Regions from separate parts of the Homo sapiens genome. Here regions 1 and 3 are each linked to region 2. The links are chromatin loops, found by intact Hi-C in ENCODE. Cell type or tissue: sigmoid colon. All regions are shown on one strand. Each heading gives the region's core, and the rest is flanking DNA. Links, peaks and the distances in the headings are about the cores only. Region 1 holds the start of LOC105376482 (a long non-coding RNA gene). Region 2 holds the start of LOC124906892. Region 3 has its middle 44 kb from the start of MACORIS.

Region 1 (7,299 bases), core at 1,376-6,375, 470 kb before region 2:
TACCCCATCACCCATTTCATGCACACACCAGGATGCAGATGCACTCAGTGAAAAGAGGACTGAGCTTTCTGCATTTGGAAAACTGCCTGAGATGGTGGGGGTGTGTGAAGATAGCCTAGGCAGTGTAACTCAATTTAGTTAAAAAAAAAAAAAAAAAAGGCAGCTGGGCGCAGTGGCTCATGCCTGTAATCCCAGCACTTTGGGAGGCCGAGGCGGGCGGATCACGAGGCCAGGAGTTTGAGACCAGCCTGACCAACATGGTGAAACCCTGTCTCTACTAAAAATACAAAAATTAGCCAGGTGTGGTGGCGTGCACCTGTAATCCCAGCTACTCATGAGGCTGAGGCAGGACAATCACTTGAACCCGGGAGGTGGACGTTGCAGTGAATCAAAATCATGCCGCTGCACTCCAGCCTGGGCAACAGAGTGAGATTCCATCTCAAAAAAAAAAAAATATGACTTGAACTTAGTCTTGGTCCTCCGGACAGCAGATCCTGAGACAAACGCTTGAGTGCAAAAATTTATTGGGATGTGTGATCCAGCAAGTAGGAGTAAAAGACAAGACGGATGAAGGACAGAGGATGGAAACCAATACAAGGATGAGTTATTAAGTTGGCCACAGCTCCTGGCGAATGGTTCCTGGCTGTTTCTGGGCTGCCTGAGGAGTTGCATGAAAGATGTTTCAGGGCTGTCCATCTGGGGGAAGAAAGGAAAACATTTATCCATTAGCACTTAGACTCCATTGATCACTCCTGGGTTGGGCAAAATGCATGGGCCCCCGACGGCTTAGAGAAGCTCCAGGGCAGACTCTGGAAGCTCCAGCAGAGGTGTGAGGCAAAGGCATGAGGCAAGGCCCCAGCAGGAAGCTGCTCAGAACCTGCATCAGTAGCTGGAATGAGGGACAAGGGACACCCAAAGGCACTGAGGTCATACCCAAGAGGTGCCTGGTGCACAGTCCAGATTTAAAATTGGTTGCTGCTGGAAAACCATCTTCTTAGAATCTGTTCATCTTTAGCAAATTGCTGATCCCTAAGTAATGACCCCTGTAAGAGTTAAGTAATGTCAGCAGGATACTTGTTTCAAGCACCATTCCATCCATGAACAGAGCCAGCATTTGCAAGTATGTTCTTTGCTTCCTGTGTCAAAATATGAAGCTTTCATGAATGCTCCAGAGATTATATCTGAAAACAGATTTACTCCAGACATCTAGTCTAGCACATGCGGCCCAACTTAATGTCCTATAGAGATAATAAAGAGTTGAAAGAATAAAACTGTTCATTTTATACACATAGGTAAGAAACCATATCTCCACTCATTTTCAGAGCATCTTTGACTTTCCAGAAGCAACTTTCTTTTAGGCTGGGTGGTTTAAATACAGTTTGAAAATAATGTGAATTTTCACACTGTGTTCTCATATAAGGCCCCTGAAAATTTTTCTTCTCTGAAAATACAATATTGACTCTTTTATGGCCAAATTAAGCTACAACAAATAAGGTACGATTCTATTTTCCTTTTCACTGTAAACAGTCTCTATTGTTTAAAATAATATGGTCCTCTGGAGGCCAAGGTGGGAGGGTTGCTTGAGGCCAAGAGTTTAAACCCAGCCTGGGCAACATAGCAAGACACCCATCTCTACAAAATGTTAAAAAATTAGCCAAGTATGGTGGTGTACACCTGTAGTCCCAGCTAATAAGGAGGCTGAGGAAGGAGAATCACTTGAGCCCAGGAGTTCAAGGCTGCACTGAGCTATGATTGCACCACTGCACTCCAGCCTGGGCAACAGAGCCAGACCCTGTATCCAAAAAAAAAAAAAAAAAAAGAAATGCTTCTCTGGCTCATAAACCTATTGCTGAGAAATTTGCCACTGGCTATTAAGCCAATCCTTGGAAAACTAATTGTAAACAAAGTGTTTTGGATCTTGCTACACAGCTGCTCAACTCTTCTATTTGAGAATGAAGTGTAATGAAATTACAACTTAAACTTATTGAGAGGAAGAGCTCAGTAATGCTGTTGAAGACTTGGAATCCTTCTAGCTGGAAAAGCAACAAATAGCCAAGGCGCAGAAGGCTTCACTCAAGCTCAAAGGCAGCAAGCAGAGAAAACCTAGTCCCTCGGGCTATCAGCCACTGTGATCCCTCTCCATTAATACACCAGGCTTAATTAGTTAAATTAACCTATTAGAGGTTGGATATTTATTTTTTAATTAACCAATTATTAGCAATTTAAATAAAATTTATATCTACCATGAGAATTCTACGTGCCTATAAGAGCTTTTAACGTCTTAACAAGACTGTAAATTAGAAACTATTATCTCTATGTACAAATAAAGTACCTGGGCACAGAGATGCTAAGGAAGTCCTCCAAAGTCATACAGCTAAGTAGTGCCAGAGCTGGATTTAAACTCAGGTGACACTATAGAGTACCCCCAATGCCTCCTTAATCTACATCTTCAATCCTTTTTTTTTTTTTTGAGGTGGAATCTGGCTCTGTTGCCCAGGCTGGAGTGCAATGGTGTAATCTTGGCTCACTGCAGCCTCTACATCCCAGGTTAAAGTGATTCTCCTTCCTCAGTCTCCCAAGCAGCTGGGACTATAGACTCATGCCACCATGCCTGGCTAATTTTTGTACTTTTAGTAGAGATGGGGTTTCACCATGTTGGCCAGGCTGGTGTTGAACCCCTGACCTCAGCTGATCTATCTGCCTATCTGCCTCGGCCTCCCTCAATGCTCTGTTTGTCAAAAACAACAATTTGTCACATGGCATAACAAAGAAATCAAGGGGAAGGAGTAGACCTTCATTATGGCAAATTAATCTTGTGCAGATCCCTTGATCCCAGCTCCTTCTATCTCTCAGAGCCTAGGAGGAGTTACGGAGAAACGGTGCGGCAAAGTTAACACTGAGCTTCATCGATATCCTCCAGCTGCAAATGTTACTAGATGCTTCTTCAACAAACTACCTGCCTGAGGACAGTGCACATGAACACATCATAGGCTCTGTAAAATCCTCTGGCAAAGAAACCTGTTTGCCCGAGGATCCCTTTTTGAGGAGCATCTACTTGACACTCATTTGGAAGAAGGCAGTTTCAAAATCACCGAGGTGCAGAATATCACAAAATAATAAATTTGAAACCACAGCCCCTTGGTACCAGGCAGTTCCCACTGGTACTCGGAGTGGAGCCGTCACAGCTTGTCCTGGCATCCCAAACAGAAAATGTATGTATGGATTTCTCACTAACTTAAGAGGAGTCTGACTATTCATTGGCTCAACAAGTATTTATGGGGCATGAGGAGTCAGGCACAGTGCTGGCTCACGAAACTTACAGTCCGGTGGGGAGGGTGAATTTTGCCCGGTTGTACATTTGATGAGTATTACAAAAGAGAAGATGAAAGAGCTACAGGATCCTGTAACTGGAGGACCTGATCTGGCCCAGGCACCAGGGAAGTGACATTTCACCTGAGGCCAGAGGAATAAGTGGGAGGGGAATGGGCTGGGGGTGGGCTATGCAGGGAGACCTATGTGGGCAAAGGGCCTTTCTCCTGGTAAGTTTCTACTCACCCAGCCTCCACCTGGACATCCTCCCTCCCTTCCTCCCTCCCCAGGAGCTGGGCTGAGGGCCGCCCTACTGCTATCCATGGCACTTGTCACCCAGAGCCCTGGTGAACTGTTTGCTTGTATGCAGCACCCCTCACCACATGAAGAGCATCTCAAGGGCTAGGAGTCTCGTTTCTTGTATCCCTGGTCCACCGCCTGATCTCCAGCACACATGAGGTATCCATCAAAATGTTAGCGAAAGGAAAGGAGGAAGGGAGGGAGGGAGGAAAAGAGGGAACAAAGTAATTAACGAATCCCTAGCTGCAGGCACAGGTTGATTCTCTGCAATGTCTCCTTTTCTGTCACAGAGAAAAAGAGCACAGTTAGAGTTCACAGGGACCGCGCCCTGCCACACATTAATTTATTCTCCAAACATTTGTGGAAGTTGCTAGAGACACAGATGCAACGTGTTTTCAGGGAGCTTATGATCTAGCAGTGGAAGCGCAACAGAAGTGCAATTCTTTCATCCTTTTGCCCACATAAAGCAGGCAAGGCACGACGAATTTTGATGTCAACTGCCCAGGCAGGACTTTGTCCCAGCCCAGCGACCCTCACGAGGCCAAGGGCAGAGATGATAGTTGTAATATACTCTTCTGTCCATTTCCTTGATATTCTCCTCAAGGGGTGGGGGGCGCCTGAAATCCATCTGCCCCGGGGAGAAGGGCCTCGTGGGCCAGCGCAGCTTGCTCCTCTGCAGACCCAGAAGCATTTGTGCGTCCCGGGCGTGGCAGGCCCGGCGCCCACTCCGCCCTCCCGCCCCTCCCCCGCGCCACGTCACCCGGGTCACGTGAGTGACCAGGCTCCTCACCCCAACCCCCCTCCCTACTCCCGCCAGACTCAGCTGCTCTCCCCGGGAGCTGGGGAGCCGGGGGCGGGCAGCCGCGTCTGTCCTGCCCCTCCTCGCCCCCTCCCCCGCAGCCTGAGGAGGGCGTTAAGCAAGGGGCTTCGGAGAAATTAGAACCAGCGTTCTAAATTAAGGGGAGCAGATGTCCTTGTTTTGCTCGCGAGGCCTGGGTGGCCTGCTGTTCAGACAGAAATCGTTGAGGCGCTGACCTTCCGGGACTGCTGTCAATCTCCGCGTGCAGATGGCCAGCCCGGAGCCTCGCCGCTCCCCTGCATTGGAAATGCGGCAGCCGGGGGTGCCGGCAGCTTGAGAGAAAAGTCTGCGTGGAGGGGGGGTGGGGGGGATGAGGGGAGGCCCGGGGAGACAGAGGGCAGGAGAAAAAGGCCGGCCCCGCTCACAATGGAGCCCCTGTGGCGGCCCCTCCGAGACAATGCGGTCCCCCGGGACCCGCGGTGGGTTGCGCCAGGCCAGTCCGCGCTCCAGCTGCCTCTTCAGAACAAGGCAGTGCAAATGTGCCCACTTGATTCTAAATCCTCTTAGGCGCTGTCCATGTGAACAAGGAAAGGGGTGGCCCTACGATCCTTTACAATCGGAGGCCTGGGGAGGCCTGGGAGCCCTGGAGCTCCGGAAAATGTCTGCACCACGCATGCAAATGGGTCATTTCGCTTGGAGAGAGGCATCTGGCGACATCGGCAGAAAGGCTCTCTGCCCGGTAGACGGTGAACAAAACCCACAAAACCAGCCAGCCAACAGCGTGCACTAAACACCCCTCTCTGGCCCTTCAATGCCACCCGGAGTCCTGAAACATTTTCAGGTTGTTTCCCCTGGAGAGACGTCCCATGAAATGTTCAGAAAAGCCAGCTGAGCTGTGCAAAGTCATTAGTCACCCAGGTATTTACACTGTTTTTCCTATTTCCTTTCTCTTTTGGCCTCTGTGGTCAGTGGTATAAAATTCCTAGGAACTCCCACCTAAACACCAGCTTCCTGTTTATTCTTGCAGTGGCTTTAATGTTTCGCTGTTAAAAGCGGTTGACCAAGACACTGAAACAATCAGTAGAGGTTCGCAGGTGAATGGAAAAAAAAATTTAATTAAAAAATATATCTACTGCTCAGGTCAAAGGTCCAGGTTCATTTTTACTGCTTATGTCAGAATCGCAAAGGGGAAAAGGTAAAATTAAAATGTAACTTAATGCCTAAGATCTTGGTTCAGTTTCATTTGGCCCCTGTGTCTACATGAACCTATAAAATACGATACACTAAAGTATGAATGTTTTCATTTCTAGCAGTGGAAGGCCTTTTTTTTTTCAATGTGGCATGACGTTCTTTTGTTAGAGAAGGTTAAAGTTCAAAAGTTCATATATTAGCACAATCTGTGTGCTCCTGCGTGTGCCTTACACCTCGCTATGCCTGTTCCGCCTTAATTTCCTGCAGCAAAACCTTGCATTTACAGAGCCATCAGAATTGCAGCCTCCCTGGCCTGGAAAAGAACCCTCGAAGTCACCTCATTCAACCCTTTTCCAATACTGAATTCCCTGTATGGCCCCTAGGGAGTGTTAGTGATGGGACCCTTTCTACCTCAGATTTTATAAATTTATTTTTTAGAGACAAGGATCCACTCTCTCGCCCAGGCTGGAGTGCAGTAGTACCATCACAGCTCACTGCAGTCTCTAACTCCTGGGCTCAAGTGGATCCTCCCACCTCAGCCTATGAGTAGCTGGGACTACAGGCATGTGCCACCATACCTGGCTAATTTTTTAAATTTTTTGCAGAGATGGGTTCTTGCTATGTTGCCCAGGCTGTTTGTTTGTTTGTTTGTTTGTTTTTAAGAGGGAGTCTTGCTCTGTCACCCAGGCTGGAGTGCAGTGGTGAGATCTCGGCTCACTGAAAGCACCGCCTCTCAGGTTCCAGCTATTCTCCTGCCTCAGCCTTCCAAGTAGCTGGGACTACAGGTGTGTGCCACCACGCCTGGCTAATTTTTGTGTTTTTAGTAGAGACGGGATTTCACCACCTTGGCCAGGCTGGTCTCGAATTGATCCACCCGCTTAGGCCTCCCCAAGTGCTGAGATTACAGGTGTAAGCCACTGCGCCCAGCCCCAGGCTAGTTTTGAACTCCTGGCTTCCAGTGATTCTCCTGCCTCAGTCTCCCAAAGTGCTGGGATTACAGGTGGGAGCCACCGTGCCTGGGTAACAATCTTATTTTTCATAAATGTCTTCTATCTATAAAACCAAAATATGTCTCCACTTATGGAGTCATGCGGAATAAATCTAATTTCTTTTGCACATGATATTACCCTACAAATGTTTTGGAGATAGCTCTGCTGTCCCCACACAGTCTTCTCCCTGCTAAACATCCTGAGATCCTGCAGCAATTTCTCTCATGGGTGTGAGCCTCTCGCATCACCCTGAGTTATCTAGCGATGCTCTAGTTAGTGTAAATCCTTTAGAAACTAAAGACAGAAATTCAACTCATGCCGAAACTCAGCTTCTTAGGCAGCACGGGGGAACATGGGTTAAAACCAAAAGACAGATCGGTCGGACCATGTTTGAGTTACTCAGACAAAACTACATTTCAGTTTCTCATTTTAGTCCTTTTCTCTTCTAGGTCATTTATGCCACACTCAGTTATGAAGCCTAGGAAAGAAGAAAAAAGACCTACTATGTGCTAGTTCATGTGCTTGCAATGTATCCTCACAGAGACCCTCTGAGTGGGTTCTATGGTTTTTCCCCTTTTATAGGCTCAAAGGTTAATTCATCCATTCAAGGCCACACAGCTAATAGGTAGGAGGGTTCATACGTCTGACCTGCAACTTACTCTTTACATTATACAAAGCTGCTGCTGCAGATGTTTCCAGCTAAAACTTATA
Region 2 (7,299 bases), core at 1,246-6,245:
TGGTGGAACCGGAAACAGTGCCAGATGCCGCCAAGAGAACAGGGAAAATGAGAACTGGGAAGAGACTGCTAGATTTGGGGAGCAGATGATAATTAGCAGCTGTGGACCGTTGAAGGGGGCTGTGTTGGTGAAAATAAAGGTGTCTGCGTAGAAGCACGACCTCACCTTCTCATGTCCCCAGAATGGTACTCCTGTAGAGAAACTCCTACAGGGTCAACTCAGCCAGTGTCTGACAGTCACTGCATGTGGCTGATTGGGGAGTAAAATTCACAGCCTTCAGGCTCAAGCAGCTAACAACTTAACTGGGGACACTAGCTTTCGAATATGAAGACAACCAGAGAACACACATGGTAAAGGGAATGTGTGCCCCGACATTCCTCCCACTGCCTCAACTTCTGCCAACTTCTAGATGGGTGGGAACTGAGCTCCTGAGAGCAAGCTGGGCCAGCCATCTGTGCAGCATCTGTGCGTGACAGCGGCAGAGGCCATGGTGGCACACTGATCTCTCAGAGATCACGTGCAGCTGGAGAACTCTAAGTGGCTTCAGCAGTTAGGGGATAGGCAGGAAAAAAGTGAACCCCTAATGGACTCTGAGCAGAAATGGCCAGAGGGGAAGACAGAAAGCCAAGACTGTAGGAAGGGAAGAAGTTAGTAGCTGATTGAGCCCAAATGAGGTTCTTCTTTGTTCTCTTCTCCCACTCAACTACTCTTCTCTATTTTTTTTAGAGATGGTGTCTTGCTCTGTCACCCAGGTTGGAGTGTCACTATGATGACTCACTGTGGTCTCGAACTCCTGTGCTCAAGCACTCCTCCCACCTCAACTTCCCAAGCAGCTAGAATTACAAGCATGAACCACTGCACCTAGCCTTCTCTTCCTCTCTTAACAACCCATCTCACTCCTTCTTGCCTCAGTGGCTCATTTGTTTTTTTTTTTAAGAGACAGAGTCTCATTCTGTCACCCAGGCTGGAGTGCAGTGGCATGATCTCGGCTCACTGCAACCTCTGCCTCCCGGGTTCAAGCGATTCTCCTGCCTCAACCTCCCGAGCAGCTGGGACTACAGGGGCCTGCCACCACACTCGGCTAATTTTTGTATTTTCAGTAGAGATGGGGTTTTGCCACGTTGGCCAGGCTGGTCTCGAACTCCTGACCTCAGGTGATCTACCTGAATGGCTCACTTCTTCTTTCTCATTCCCTCCAGCCACAAATCCAGCCCTATATCCTCTTTATTGCTTCATTTTCTAAAATGGCCAGGCCAGCGAGTGTCATCCATGTGAGGGAACTAAGTCACCAGCCTCTTCCTTCCCACTCTGCTTCTGCCTTCATCCTGCATCCTCTCACCTCCTGCTTCTCAGAAGACACACAGAATTTCTCTGCTGGACCAACCACAGGCTTGGGTGCCCCCTGCCAAAAACACCTTTAGCTGCCACAGTGCCTGAAATGCCAGCACTGTCATCAATTCCTTTGGTTTCTGTCTTAAAATATTAATATGCCTGGAAAAATAAAAAATCTTGTTTCTAACATTCTAAATAATTGTTGAGAAGACCAACTACCTCTTTGCTGTGCCTTGGGAACCTTGGCCAGCTGGGGTTGGCATCAAGAGATGGTTTAGGGAATAGGGGGAGAAGGTGGAGAGACTGATGCAAAACTTAACCCATTATGCAATTTTGTCCTGGAGTAACCTCACCCTTGGCTTGGCTTTGGGGAAAGGAGTAGTAATTCCTCTGTGGCTGAAGCTGTAGGTGTTCCAGCTGTGTCCCCTTGGCTTCCCTTAGCATTTACCTGCAGACATTTTTCAAATAACAGTGGGGACAGTCAGAAGACCAGGAGTGGTGATGCCCCGCAGAAACTAATGCAGGACAATCCTGAGGAGTGTTCTCATGGTCTCTCAGAGTGCTCCAGCAATAACCCATTCAATAATGTACCTTTTATTGCTCACTGCTCAGAGCGCTTTCTGTATCACCTCTGAAAAATACGACTCATGCCCAGATTCTTGTTTCACATTTTGTTTCAAGGGGAATCCAAACTCAAACACCATATATAAGGGACCTTTCCCTTTGATTCCTACTACTCATAGGGGAGAAAATAAAGCCCACTGGCTCCTAAAAAATCCACTGACCCAGATTACAGGAATGTGCATTGAAAGTTTAAATGCATATACCCTTAGACCCAGAATCCTAGAAGTTTACCTAAGAAAATTAGCACACTGGTTGTGCAAAACTGTCTAAGGATGCATATCATCACATAGAAGGGTAATATTGGGAAGCCACTTAATGTCCAGCAATACCAAATAGGTTAATCATGGTATATCCCGTGTTGCCATTAGAAATGATGATATAGGCCAGGCGCGGTGGCTCATGCCTGTAATCCCAGCACTTTGGGAAGCCAAGGCGGGTGGATCACCTGAAGTCGGGAGTTCAAGAGCAGTCTGACCAACATGGTGAAACCCTGTCTCTACTAAAAATACAAAATTAGCCGGGCATGGTGGCGCATGCCTGTAATCCCAGCTACTTGGGAGGCTGAGGCTTGAACCTGGGAGGCGGAGGTTGCGGTGAGCCGAGATCGCGCCACTACACTCCAGCCTGGGCAACAAGAGTGAAACTCTGTCTCAAAAAAAAGGAAAAGAAAAAAAAGAAATGATGATACAGATTTTTAGACAGCTTTGCATGTCTGTGGTGCTTATATAAATACACCTACATACATATAGCTACATGTGCACATGAAGAATCTGGAAGAATGACAACGAAATGTTAACAATAGTTATGTCTGGGAAGAAGGATTGGGGGTTGTGGATCACTTTCCTTTTCTTCTTTACACCTTTCTGAATTGGAATATATACATATATAACTTGGGACTTTAAAATTTTTGAAACTTGAAAAAAAATTGTAATTAGAAATCAATGGCCTCGGCGCCAGAGAACTGAATTTCATAGCTCAAACTCGTTCTCCCAACAGGAGCTATTGGTCTCACCACCAAGGGGAGGTTGGAACAGACCCACAGAAGGGAACTGTCCCACTTAGCCAGGCAGTGGCTGTTCTAAGCAAGTCAGCAAACACATCTGCCAACTGGCAGCCATGGGAGAGCATGTCATGTCACGTGTCCAGCATGTGTGGCCCCATCTGACTCAGAGGCAACACGCACAGCTCTGGCGCCATAATCAGGGTCGCGGGTTGGGATCAGCTGTGCCTCCCCATCCCCACCCCCTACAGACCACCTCCCCTTACCCTGCCTGCCTGGAGCCCCAGCTGGCTCTTGGAAGGTCCCTTTCCAATTTGCTCCACATTCGGGAGTTTCTTATTCCCACGGGAAGAACTCGTTGCCATGGCGATGTGCGCCTCCCAACCCTGAAGCCCGCCCTGGAAGCGAAATCCTTGCCTGGGCTCCCAGGCTGAGCCGGAGGACCCCGGGGGTTCACCTAGCCCTCTGGGATAAGGGGCTTTAGTCTCTATATTCTTTGGGCTTGGGGGTTGGGGACAGTGGGAGGATTAATTATGGAGGCAAGGTCAGAGGAAAAGGGAAAAATGGGAAAGATTTTATTTAAAGCCCCTGGTCATTCTTGCCTTTCCGCCCGCCCACCACGACCCCTCAAGCCAGATGCCGTCTCTAGTTCGGGAGCGTTGGATGAGGATGCCAGGCACTCTGCTTTTCCTAAACAACTTCCAAGAACCCCGGAACATTTCTTAAAGTGTCTGGAACGAAGCTTTAACCTCGCCTGCTCCATCAGCCTGGGACGGAAAAGACGCGAGGGGCGAAGAAGAGGTGGGGCACGGGGAGCCCGGGCCGTTCGGCGTAAGTGATCCAGGCTTCCAGCGCCCCGGGCGCACCCCGCGGAAAGGCGTCTGGGAGTCGGGGACGTGCGGGGGGAGACCACCCGGCCAACCCCGGGGGATGAGCTGCAAGGCTGGCCACGCCCGGCAGGAGACTGCGCGCAGAGACCCGCCCGGGGAAGCACGGGAGGAGGGAGGGCGGCCATGTACAACCCCTGGCAGGTGGGAGCCTCCCTGGCGCCAGCTCGGGCAGGGCCACGCCCCTTCCCAACTCCCCGCGCTCGGCCTCCGGACTGCTCAGGGGGCCACGCCCCTTCCGGATTCCCCGCGCTAGGCCTCCGGACCGCTCAGCGGCCCCGCCCCTTCTCGAGTTCTCCGCGCTCGGCCTCCGGACGGCTCAGGGGGCCACGCCCCGTCGCCCGGGGCCCCGCCCACTCCTCAAGCCCCACGGGACTCCCAGCCTACCTCCCTCCCGCTGCCGCACTGGACTCCCAGACCTCGGCACCAACCGTATCTCCTGTTACTCGCCCCAGGGTGGTTGCCCGGGGAAAAACTCCAAGGGTTTCACTGGCTGGCCTGGAAACCCTTTCATCTTTGCTCCATCAGCAGCAGCTCTTTGATTGAGTTCTCCTGGCTTTAGAGCCTCCCACTATGGTCATGCTGCAAATTCCCGTGGCCAGCACCCGAGGCCTGCTGGCTCCGATCTGGGCCACGTGTACAACCAGGTGTGCCCCCTTAGCCTCACGCCCTCCTCCTGTTGCCTCCCCATCCCTCTAGCCTTCGGGACTTGGGGTTGCAATGAATCTTAGGTTTTTTCCAGGAGTCTTTTATTCCTCCAGCGTCTCCGTGCGCCTGTCCGCTCCAACACCTGACATTTTCCTTCAACTCCACCCTCCCCTCCCCGAGTCCACAGACACACACCCACCCACACGCCTCTTCCCTTCCCCTCCACCCTCAGTCAGCGGCAGAGTCAGTCCATCCAATAGGCAGGAGCCCAAAAGACTGTCCACGGACAGCTGTCCTCTCGCCCAGGAGAGTGGGGCTGCACACAGCAGCAGGCCCAGGAGGAAATCGTGCTTTGATAGCCCCAGGCATCGTATTTCATCGTATTTCACAAGTGAGCCAAATGGAGAAGGGATTAGCTGTTTCACCCAATAAGCCCACATCTGTAGTTACATTCTGACTGGGATAAAATTACCCTGGTTATTAATCCTTCTGCTTTAGGGCATAAGCTGATCACCAGCTGGGGTCAGGAAAAAACTCCACCCCAGCTCCTTCCAACTTGCTCCCCCATCCTCAGCTGCTCCATTTCCTGTGGTCTATTCTTGCACAGTTAGGTCTACAAGCCAGGTTCAAGGCCACCAACTGAGGCACCTGTCCCGAGACAGGACCATTCTAATCTGCCCTGAAAAGGACATCCCATTGATCATGTAAGTATGTACTGAGAATCTACTGTGGGCAAGACATTGGTCTTCGCTGTGGGAGATACAAAAACCATTCAGGCATGGCCCTTGCCTTTTTCATGCCAAGAAAAGCTGAAGTGTGTGGTCAGAAATTGCATGTGGTTTCTGGGACTTACTGCCCTGAAGCACCCTGGGTGTATCGGATGGCCTCAGGGAACACAGTTTGGGTATGGGCAGTATTTTCATGCCCATTGCCATTCCCTTCTGCCTCAAGTGTATGTGGGCTTTCCCTGCAGTCAGCCAGCAGGCCAGGCCAGGGTGGCTTTGTTTCTGTCTCTGACCCTTTCTCTTCAGACTCCAAATCTGCAGGTGCTGGAGACTTTGAAGGAGTCTCCGTTTCCCTTGGTAGAAACAAGAGGTAGGAACAAGCAGGTGGAAAGCCAGGGTTACTCCTTCCAGCCAATGGGTCTGGGGCTGCAGCACACAAAGTTGACATCCCGAAAGGCCATTTTCCTCGATCGCTTCAGACCTGGCATTGGGTGGACAGACCACATGATTCAGCATCCAAATTGGAGATCTCTCAATAACAGAAAGAGGTGCCATTGATAATTTCGTGGAACTTTCCTGAGCACACCAGGGTGTGCTCATTCTTCCTGAGGGGTCATCTCCCTTGGGCATCGTAAGAGGCACCACTGAGACACAACAGCTTTTGTCACCATTTCCCAATTGTGTCCCAAGCTCTCTGTCCTCTTCCCTGTGCTGGTCATCTCACAGTCTTCTTCTGCAGGTAGATCCCCCCTACTTCAGCCCTTCCTCCCACCTCAGCTCCTTTGTTCCCGCTGCCATGCCCAGAACAACCTATATTTCCACTCTCCAACCTTGGATCAACCCAACTGTGTTTTCACGCTACTATGTCCAGGATACTGGATGATACTAGAGATAGCCATCAGTAACATTCATTACATGAATAAGTCTGGGTTGATCCTGTGACACAGTTATGCCTTCTACCCTCTGCTGCTTCTCAACATTGCTCAGTCCTTATGTTGGTGTTCTCATTTCACATGATAGAGTTCCAAACCTTTTGTAGCCCGAATCGTCATCTATCCCCTAATTCTTGGAAAAGACCCTAACTTCACCAATAGCAACAACAATCAAAACCAACTGAACAAACAAAAAAATACTTAAGATACGAACCTCTCAGATTTTCTGAACTCTCCACCTCCAGACTAAATTTGTGGATGGATACCTATCTGTTGACCAGACCCTCCCTCTTCAATGAAAACTGCCTCTCCTTCCACTCCATCTGTGAGGCACCCTTGGATGCTGACATGTGCTTACATAGGACTTCCTGTCCACAGCCAGAATTAGCCAGAATTCACTGACCCATGGTTGGACTCCTAAAATACTCAAGATGAGAGACATGTTACTTTTCTTTACTATAGTAACTATCAAATGCATCCCATAACCTTATGTTGTAAATGTCAAATATGCACAATAAAATTTATTTGAAAAAATAAAGCTGGAAAATTGAAAGTAATGAATGTTCAGTTAAAATCTGCAAACAAGCTAATAAATAAATACTCAAGATGGCCCAGTGACAGCCTTTCTCTAGAGTTTTTGATTTGAGGCCAAGAAGGTTAGTGCAGCCTTTCTCCCATGGCTGTCACTGTGAAGATAAACATTTGGGAATTGATGGCAGCCTTGTTTCTCCACCAGGCTGAAGAAACTAGGACCTGCGGGGGCTGAGACTGGAGTGAAACAGATGTGAAGAGAAAAGTCCTGGGTCCAGGTGGTCCTGGGGCCCAGCCATGCTCTTGTTTTTTTTTTTTTGTTTGTTTTTTGTTTGTTTGTTTGTTTGTTTTGTTTTAATAGATTTAAATTGGTTCCTGCCAGGTACAGTCAAAGGCCTTTTTACCTGCTTCTCAGAGAATTTCCCTCCGCCTGCCTGTGGCTAATTCCTTCTCCTGCACCCTTGGTTCAGCCTCACCTGGCGACCCTTGTTCCATCACTTCCACCACTTCTCTAGAATCTTCAGTCATTTCAGCAATACATATGTTCATCTTCCTGCCCAAAAACTGAATAAGCAAAGACTTTCTTTCATCTCTGACCCTCTTCAACTTCTGCCCTTCCC
Region 3 (7,299 bases), core at 1,388-6,387, 60 kb after region 2:
TATCTATGTTTTTATGTACCCACTTCTGAGAAATGCACTCTCTGGCTGCTGAAGGACCTCTCCTGCATTCCATCCATGAGGCAGTGGAGGGGCCACCATCAAGGTACCTAACGACAATGGCATGGGAATCCAGCCAGGCCGGTCAGCATGCCTCCAGCAACCCTCGTTGACAGACATTCCAGAAATGCTCTTGTGGAGGGAATGAAACTGGCCTTCAGAAGGCAGCAGATGAAAGAGAGGGAGTGGCAGCACCCCATGGTTCCCAAGGCCCACCAGGGGCCCACTTGCACCACTGTCCTTCCTGTGGTTTGGGTACACGAAGCTTCCAAATATACTCTCCCCCTTTAAGCCTAAGACTCACCTGCCACCAGGAGTCCTGCCATACAATGAGATGGTGCCAGAGCACAAGAATTCCCTGTTTGGGGTTAAGCGATGGACCAAGAGGTAGAGGAACCCCCACCAGGAACCAGACAGACACCCCACATCTCAGAAGTCATCCAGCCTTATTTATCAGTAACAACTTTTGAAATCTCTAGCCTTGGTTAATAAATTGTGGTTGATTCCATTAACATTATTTTGAAATGCCATCAAAACCCTTTTTACTGAAGCCTCAAGGATTAGTTTGTGTCTGAATCAGCACACCAAGGCTCACTGATCTGAGCCAGCATGAATACACTTCAAAACAGAGGGATCTCGAGGTTGCTGGTGAAACGAGGGCACAAGTCTTTTATCCGCAGGCTGGAGGTCTGGTTGCTATCAGCCCTCTAAGGGAACTCCGTGGCAGGTTTATGGTAGGATGGAGGTAAGATGATGGTGGAAGATCATTCTCCTTGCCAAAGAAGTGACAAGGAAGCATTTCCAGGCCCCCCGGGCTCTGCTGTCCGTTCTCTTTGCATGTTTTTATGCCTTATTTGGATTGCAAATGTACACACACAGCAAAGCGTCCCTGCTGGTTGAGATGTCAGACAGCATTTGTTATTCCAGTTCACTTTTATGAAGAAGCCACAATAACTCTGGTTCCTATTTAGTGCCTTTGAAAGCTGATTTCTTACATGTGGAGCTCCAGTAGCCAATTCAAGCTTCCTGAAATCACAATATACCCAAGGGGTAGACACAGGGGCCAGACCTCTTTGGAGGGCCACACTGCTGAGGCGCTGTAAATGTCTAATGTGGAAGCAAGTGTTCCTTTATAAAAAGACACAGTGCCTCAAAGATTTAATAACTTAGAAAATGTTCATGAGATAGTATGTGAAAAATTCAGGTTATATAACTGTGCAGTGCAATCCCATTTCTATAAATAAACATATGCATACGTCTATACACATATAGTCTGTGTGTGTATGTGTGTACATACATTTAAAAGATACTGAAGTGATACACACCAAAATGTTAACAACAGTTATCTTGCAGGACAGCAGGAGGGGGCTTGTAGGTGACTATTTTATTTCCTTTTCTTTGCTTCACCACATTTTCTCTTTTTTATTTAATTTTTATTATTATTATTATTATCTTGAGACGGAGTCTTGCTCTGTGGCCCAGGCTGGAGTGCAGTGGCTTGATCTCTGCTCACTGCAACCTCCCAGGTTCAAGCAATTCTCCTGCCTCAGCCTCCTAAGTAACTGGGACCGCAGGAGTGTGCCACCACACCTGGCTAATTTTTGTATTTTTAGTAGAGACGGGGTTTCACCATGTTGGCCAGGCTGGTCTCGAACTCCTGACCTCAGGTGATCTGCCCACCTTGGCCTCTCAAAGTGCTGGGATTACAGGTGTGAGCCACCATGCCTGGCCTACTTGGATAATTTTTTAAAGCTATTTTTGAAATGAGCATCTCTCAGATTTCCTGTAAACAAATATTGAAAGCCCACAGTTGTAGGAGTTTTGGAGGGTAGGGGGAAAATGGGGGTAGGCATGTATGTTGTTTGTTGCTATATCACTTTATTGCAATGTACAAGAGGGCTAGGAGTTGCCCAGTGTCTGAGAAGCTCATATCAACCACATAAAGGATGGTTCTCCAGTTCTTATTCTCACTTAACCATAAATAAACCCACTAGATAATAGCTGGCTGGTACCAGAACACATAACCCCTCCATAACCAGGCTTTTATACTCAGTCCGGATAACTCTATGTGCACTACTTGCTGCCTGAGGTTTGGTGGAAATCACTTAATCACAATACTCCAAGACATCACCTTTCATCCCCAGTAGATAGAATCCCCAGCAAAGCCAAGATGCTAGCACTTATTAGCAGTTCTTAAATGGCCTTACCTGCCCCCATTCAGCCTATTAGCTCTATTGTAAGACTGTCAAAACCGAAAAAGTTAACCTTAAATGGATTTCTTATTTTTATTTATTTACTTAGATGGAGTCTCTCCCTGTCGCCCAGGCTGGAGTGCAATGGCACCATCTCAGTTCAATGCAAACTCTGCCTCCCAGGTTCAAACAATTCTCCTGCCTCAGCCTCCTGAGTAGCTGGGAATACAGGTGCGCACCACCATGCCTGGCTAATTTTTCTTATCTTTAGTAGAGACAGGGTTTCACCATGTTGGCCAGGCTGGTCTTGAACTCCTGACCTCATGATCCACCCACCCCTGAGCTCACTGCAATAGAAGTACATGCTCACACACGATCATTGCACATACACAAGTAATGCCCAGTGCCTAGGCGTGTGGATTTTGGAGCCAAATAGTCTTCAGTTGATTTGCTTCAGCTGCATTATCTGATTTATCATAACAACCCTCTGAGGGTAGAATATCCTCCATTTTAACAGATAGGGAAACAGGGGCCTGCAGAAGTGAAGGAACTTGCCGTAGGTCACGAAGACAGAAAGTGAAAGCTGGAAACCAAGTGCATATTTCCCTGACTCCAGAGCCTGGGTTTTTAAAAAGTCTCCTGCCAGGTTATTTCCACCACTCCGACAAGAATATGACTGTGGGGATGTGTACATCTTCAGGACCCATGTCACCAAGCTGTTTGAGATGATGATGGTTTGTTTCCCAGCAAGCTCTTCCAAGCAACAGCCTAGACTGTCTTTCCCTTTTCTTGTACCTTCTCTACCTCCCACTTTTCACTGGTGTGCTACACACACACACACACACACACACACACACGGAGTCTTCATGAAATAACTGCTTGCATTTGACGCTACCAATGTGGGTTTCAGACCCTGTTGCGGCTGCAACAGAGCCCGTTTCAAGTGGCACAGGTGGGCGTCCACTCACTGCTCCAAGTTATGAGGCACTGAGGTCTCTTCTAAAGGGTCTGAGTTGAGGCCAATGGCTTATTTGTTAGGACGGTCGGTGAAGAGCTCAGCCATCTTCCCTAAACTTCCTTGCAAACAGCAGCTGCAGATGCCCACGAAGAGGCTGGGGGAGTGGCCATTTTAAACAGGCCCCAAAGAGCTCTTGGGACTTGGCTTCCCTACCCTTTGTGTCCCTCGTAGGGTGACTGGGAGGCTCTCAGGAGTTTTCCCGGGCAGATTAACTTTGACAGAACATAGCACATAGCCTGCACAGAGTATGTGACCCATCTCCTCTTTATAGAAGCTGGCCACGGCCGCCATTTTCAGGATCTATCAAGGCTCCTGAGGGAGGCGGCAGTTCAGAGCCTGCAAAGATTGGGGAAAGTGTGGGGCCAGAGAGGCTGGATAGAAGTCCTTGGGTCACAGCCTTCCTCATCTGAAAAATAAGTGTGTGGATGGATCCAGCAGGAGCCTGACTTAGAGTGGGCCTTCCAAGAATCTCTAGTAGAGCAAATCTAACTTAACTTTTTAACTTAATTTTTTAAACTTAATATCAATCTCAAGACCTAAATATGAGTCTAGCCAGCTGCCCTGCCTGCCACCAGGTTTACTTGTAGTGGCAAATCATGTTCCCCTAGTAAGCAGGATGAAGCTGACACGAGCCATTGTTCATGAGGCAATTATTCTAAGGAGGGAAAGCAGGGGTATGGGGAACATAATATGGGAGGCTGCTGTGGGGCACACAGAGTTAATGCGCACTTTTCTCCACAAGCATACACCACAACCGCAACAGGAGCTAATTACTCTTGTTAATTACCTAGCCCTGGGTCAGATCCCAAGGCTGGTTAAAGATAATCAAAGACTAAGCTCATCAATTCTTCCTTAGAGTATTACAGAAAGTCTAAGTTTGAATGCATAAATCTTTTTCATTGGTTCTGACTACCTCTGAGATAACTTCTCTGCACAAATGAAAATAATTTTGCAGTTGAGCACAGCAACTTCCCCACTTCCTCCTTCTTGTCTTTTAAGATACCCCCTGCCCCAAATATTTCTTCTGGTATTCTTCTCTCTGCATGTAACATGATATCAGTGGGAAGTTTGGCAAAAATAAGTTAATAAATTAACAATTAATAAACTAAAAGTCTACATACAAAATGATTCCATTTATTTAACATTCTGGAAAAGACAAAACTGTACAGATGGAGGACAGATCAGTGGTTGCTGGCTGGGGAAGGATGGAAGGTCTGACCACAAACAGGCGGCATTGTGGAATTTGAGAAATGATAGAACTCTTCCGAGCATGATCGTGGTGATAGAAATACAATGCTATGCGGCCCAGGCGCTGTGGCTCACGTCTGTAATCCCAGCACTTTGGGAGGCCAAGGCGGGAGGATCACCTGAGGTCAGGAGTTCAAGACCAGTCTGGCCAAAATGGCGAAACCCTATCTCTACTAAAAATACTAAAAATAGCTGGGTGTGGTGACGCATGCCTGTAACCCCAGCTACTTGGGAGGCTGAGGCAGGAGAATCACTTGAGCCCGGGAGGCGGAGGTTGCAGTGAGCTGAGATCACACCACTGCACTCCAATCTGGGCAACAGAAAAAAAAAAAAAAGAAAGAAAAATGTTCTGCATTTGTCAAAACCCATACGCCATAAGGAGTGAATTTTGCTGTATTTTACTGTGTGAAAGCGAAAAAGAAATGTGAAAAGAGAACAAGAAAACTTATTCTCACTCTTTTGGGCAGTTTTTTTGTTGTTGTTAATTTGTCTTTATTACTAGAAATTACAAAGATATCTTTTTCTGACAAACAAAATCTTTGAAATTCTAGCAGAAGCAGGGCAGGGGCAAATATTGGCATGTTTCACTAATTTGTCCTAAATGTCCTGTATCTACCGGTTTTGAAAAGATTCAGCAGGTGTAGATTTTTTTCCCCTGGGAATGGGACTGGTGTCTACAAAAGCAGAGTGTAGCAAATGCTTAGACAATTTTCCAGTGAGATCAGTCAAGTCTTAATCTCCATGACGCCAAAATACTGGGCTGCAAAGTGGAAAGGTCAGTCAACCGCCCAGCTGTTTTGTGTCTGTGTGTCCCCCCAGTGTATGTGACTGTTCGGAGACAGGTTGCAGATCCTGTGGCCGGTGCCAGGGAGGTGCCATCATAGTTGGAAGCTTTCCCCAATAACAAATTTCTTTACACATCCACAACTCCCTTCACAGGGGCAGCTACAGCCTGTTCTTTGTCATCTAATTTCAACAGCAGTTGCTTACAAAAAAACAAATCAGTGACTTTATGATGAGTTCTAATAGGCATCTTTCTTTTCTTCTTCTTGGGGCCCGCCTAGCAACTCCTCCAAAAAGCTGACGCAACAAGGAAGGCTTTAATATCACAAAGGTCATTCATTATCACAGCCACCTAAAAACTTACAACCTTTCCAAAGTAATCACACCAGAACTGATAGACAGTTTTGCATTCATTTGTAATGTTAAGTACTTAATCAACAAGTTAAATATTCTTCAGGTTCACAAGTCTGATGACAACATCTGAATCATTTTTTCTATTGAAGGAAGAGGGTGTCTGATTAGGGTTGACAGATGCATATAAGAAAGCACATAGGTTTACCTACACACTTCTTTTTCCTGTTGGGAATATGATAATGTGATAAAATTAGATCTTAAGGTGTTTGCATGCTTATACCTCTAAAATTTTACGCATGGCTTTGTTGCAGAAGAAAAAGGATTTGGGAAAGTAGTCTTAGAGATGGATCCCTACTGCATGGGTTATCTGTCCACAGTGTGCTTGGCTTACCTGGGTGTCAGGGAGCAGTCTGTGAACCCCGAAAACTTGAGACAGGTCTCAGTTAATTTAGAAAGTTTATTTTGCCAAGGTTGAGGACGCACGCCTGTGACACAGCCTCACAAGGTCCTGACAACATGTGCCCAAGGTGGTCAGAGCACAGCTTGTTTTTATACATTTTAGAGAGACAGGTGACATCAATCAACATATGTAAAATGAACACTGGTTTGGTCTGGAAAGATGGGACAACTCAAAGCAGGGAGGGGCTTCCAGGCCACAGGTAGGTGAGAGACAAACAGTTGCATTCTTTTGAGTTTCTGATTAGCCTTTCCAAAGGAGGCCATCAGATATGCATTTATCTCAGTGAGCAGAGGGATGACTTTGAATAGAATGGGAGGCAGGTTTGCCCTAAGCAGTTCCCAGCTTGAGTTCTCCCTTTAGCTTAGTGATTTTAGGGGCCCAAGATATTTTCCTTTCACAGTTCATATCCTGGAGGTAAACCCTTAGATTCAAATTTGTAGAATCACAGACTCTCAAGTTAGCAGAGGCCTTAAGGGAGCTTTGGTTAGCTTTTCTTGAGTGCAAGGACAAGAGAACACTCAAGTTAGCTCAAGAAATTGGAGTTTCTTGCAAGAATATACTTGCGCCTGTGTCTGAAGCTGAAAAACCATGAGGAACCCAGACAGCTCTGGGGACCCGTGGCTTGATGTGTCTCTTTCAGGCCACACGGTTTCTCTATCAAGATATCTCTGCCTCTCTCTGTTCACGTGCTCCCTCCCCTCTCTCATGAAATAAACTCTTTGTTTTAGATGCATCCTAATTTCAACTTGTTCCTGGCCCATCATGACTTCTGTGGGCCCTCAGCATCAAAACCATTGCAAGCTTGCTGGTTCACACTTTCTTCGTTTTTAAAGCCGAGAAAGAAAATGTGATTGGTTCAGCTCACTTTTCCATGCTCGGCCCCATTACATGTCACTATCAGCCTGTGAATTGACTGCCCTGTGATCAGGTGTCCACCTAAACTGCTCAGTATGCAATCGGGGAACCTGTCTCAAAACAGTCTTTCTGGCAGCAGGGGTTCTGGGTGGGCAGTTCCCATCAGAAAGCAGGGCAAAGGGTGGTAAAACTGTGGGATTTTCCTGCCCTCATTTAGTAGTTAAGTCTCCTCTATAATGGGGATTGTACACTCCAGTACCTACAGCCTCAGGCAGGTGATATGAAAAGGTTGAATTGGTCCGTCAAGAGCATGCGTTGTGTGAGTGGGAAAG

The links. Hi-C counts contacts between places; a loop is a spot of excess contacts. Peaks named below come from ENCODE experiments on the same cell type or tissue, not always from the same donor. Only the 100,000 strongest peaks of a DNase experiment are listed, where the experiment ranks them.
Region 1: a loop joins it to region 2, with 4 times the contacts of the local background. A loop is called at or near these places in 2 of 110 quality-filtered maps.
Region 3: a loop joins it to region 2, with 4 times the contacts of the local background. A loop is called at or near these places in 4 of 110 quality-filtered maps.

What each region holds. Positions count from the first base shown.
Region 1 is chr10:31,129,476-31,136,774 of GRCh38, forward strand. All of the region lies in intron 2 of LOC105376481 (a long non-coding RNA gene), which reads left to right. It overlaps LOC105376482 (a long non-coding RNA gene), which reads right to left and starts at 4,729. Exons shown (of 4, transcript XR_001747412.2): 1 at 4,645-4,729; 2 at 3,690-3,890; 3 at 934-1,043; 4 at 508-696. LOC105376483 (a long non-coding RNA gene) reads left to right here and starts at 4,425. Exons shown (of 3, transcript XR_930798.3): 1 at 4,425-5,326; 2 at 7,038-7,213. RefSeq lists silencers at 4,389-4,748, 4,809-4,858. In sigmoid colon, for the core only: no CTCF peak of the experiment used is centred there; DNase peaks (open chromatin) are centred at 3,642, 4,366 and 4,958; H3K4me3 peaks cover 1,506 bases; H3K27ac peaks cover 1,836 bases.
Region 2 is chr10:31,599,533-31,606,831 of GRCh38, forward strand. LOC124906892 reads left to right here and starts at 3,330. Exons shown (of 4, transcript XM_067756347.1): 1 at 3,330-3,787; 2 at 4,724-4,882; 3 at 5,099-5,195; 4 at 6,394-6,686. The coding sequence starts at 3,490. The coding sequence ends at 6,550. LOC105376484 (a long non-coding RNA gene) reads right to left here. Exons shown (of 3, transcript XR_930803.3): 3 at 3,502-7,299. RefSeq lists a silencer at 3,742-4,331. In sigmoid colon, for the core only: no CTCF peak of the experiment used is centred there; DNase peaks (open chromatin) are centred at 3,089, 4,059 and 4,729; H3K4me3 peaks cover 1,706 bases; H3K27ac peaks cover 2,089 bases.
Region 3 is chr10:31,659,699-31,666,997 of GRCh38, forward strand. No RefSeq gene overlaps it. Among named protein-coding and RNA genes, the nearest start is that of MACORIS, 44 kb to the right of the region's middle. RefSeq lists enhancers at 5,651-6,522, 6,523-7,299. In sigmoid colon, for the core only: no CTCF peak of the experiment used is centred there; a DNase peak (open chromatin) is centred at 5,343.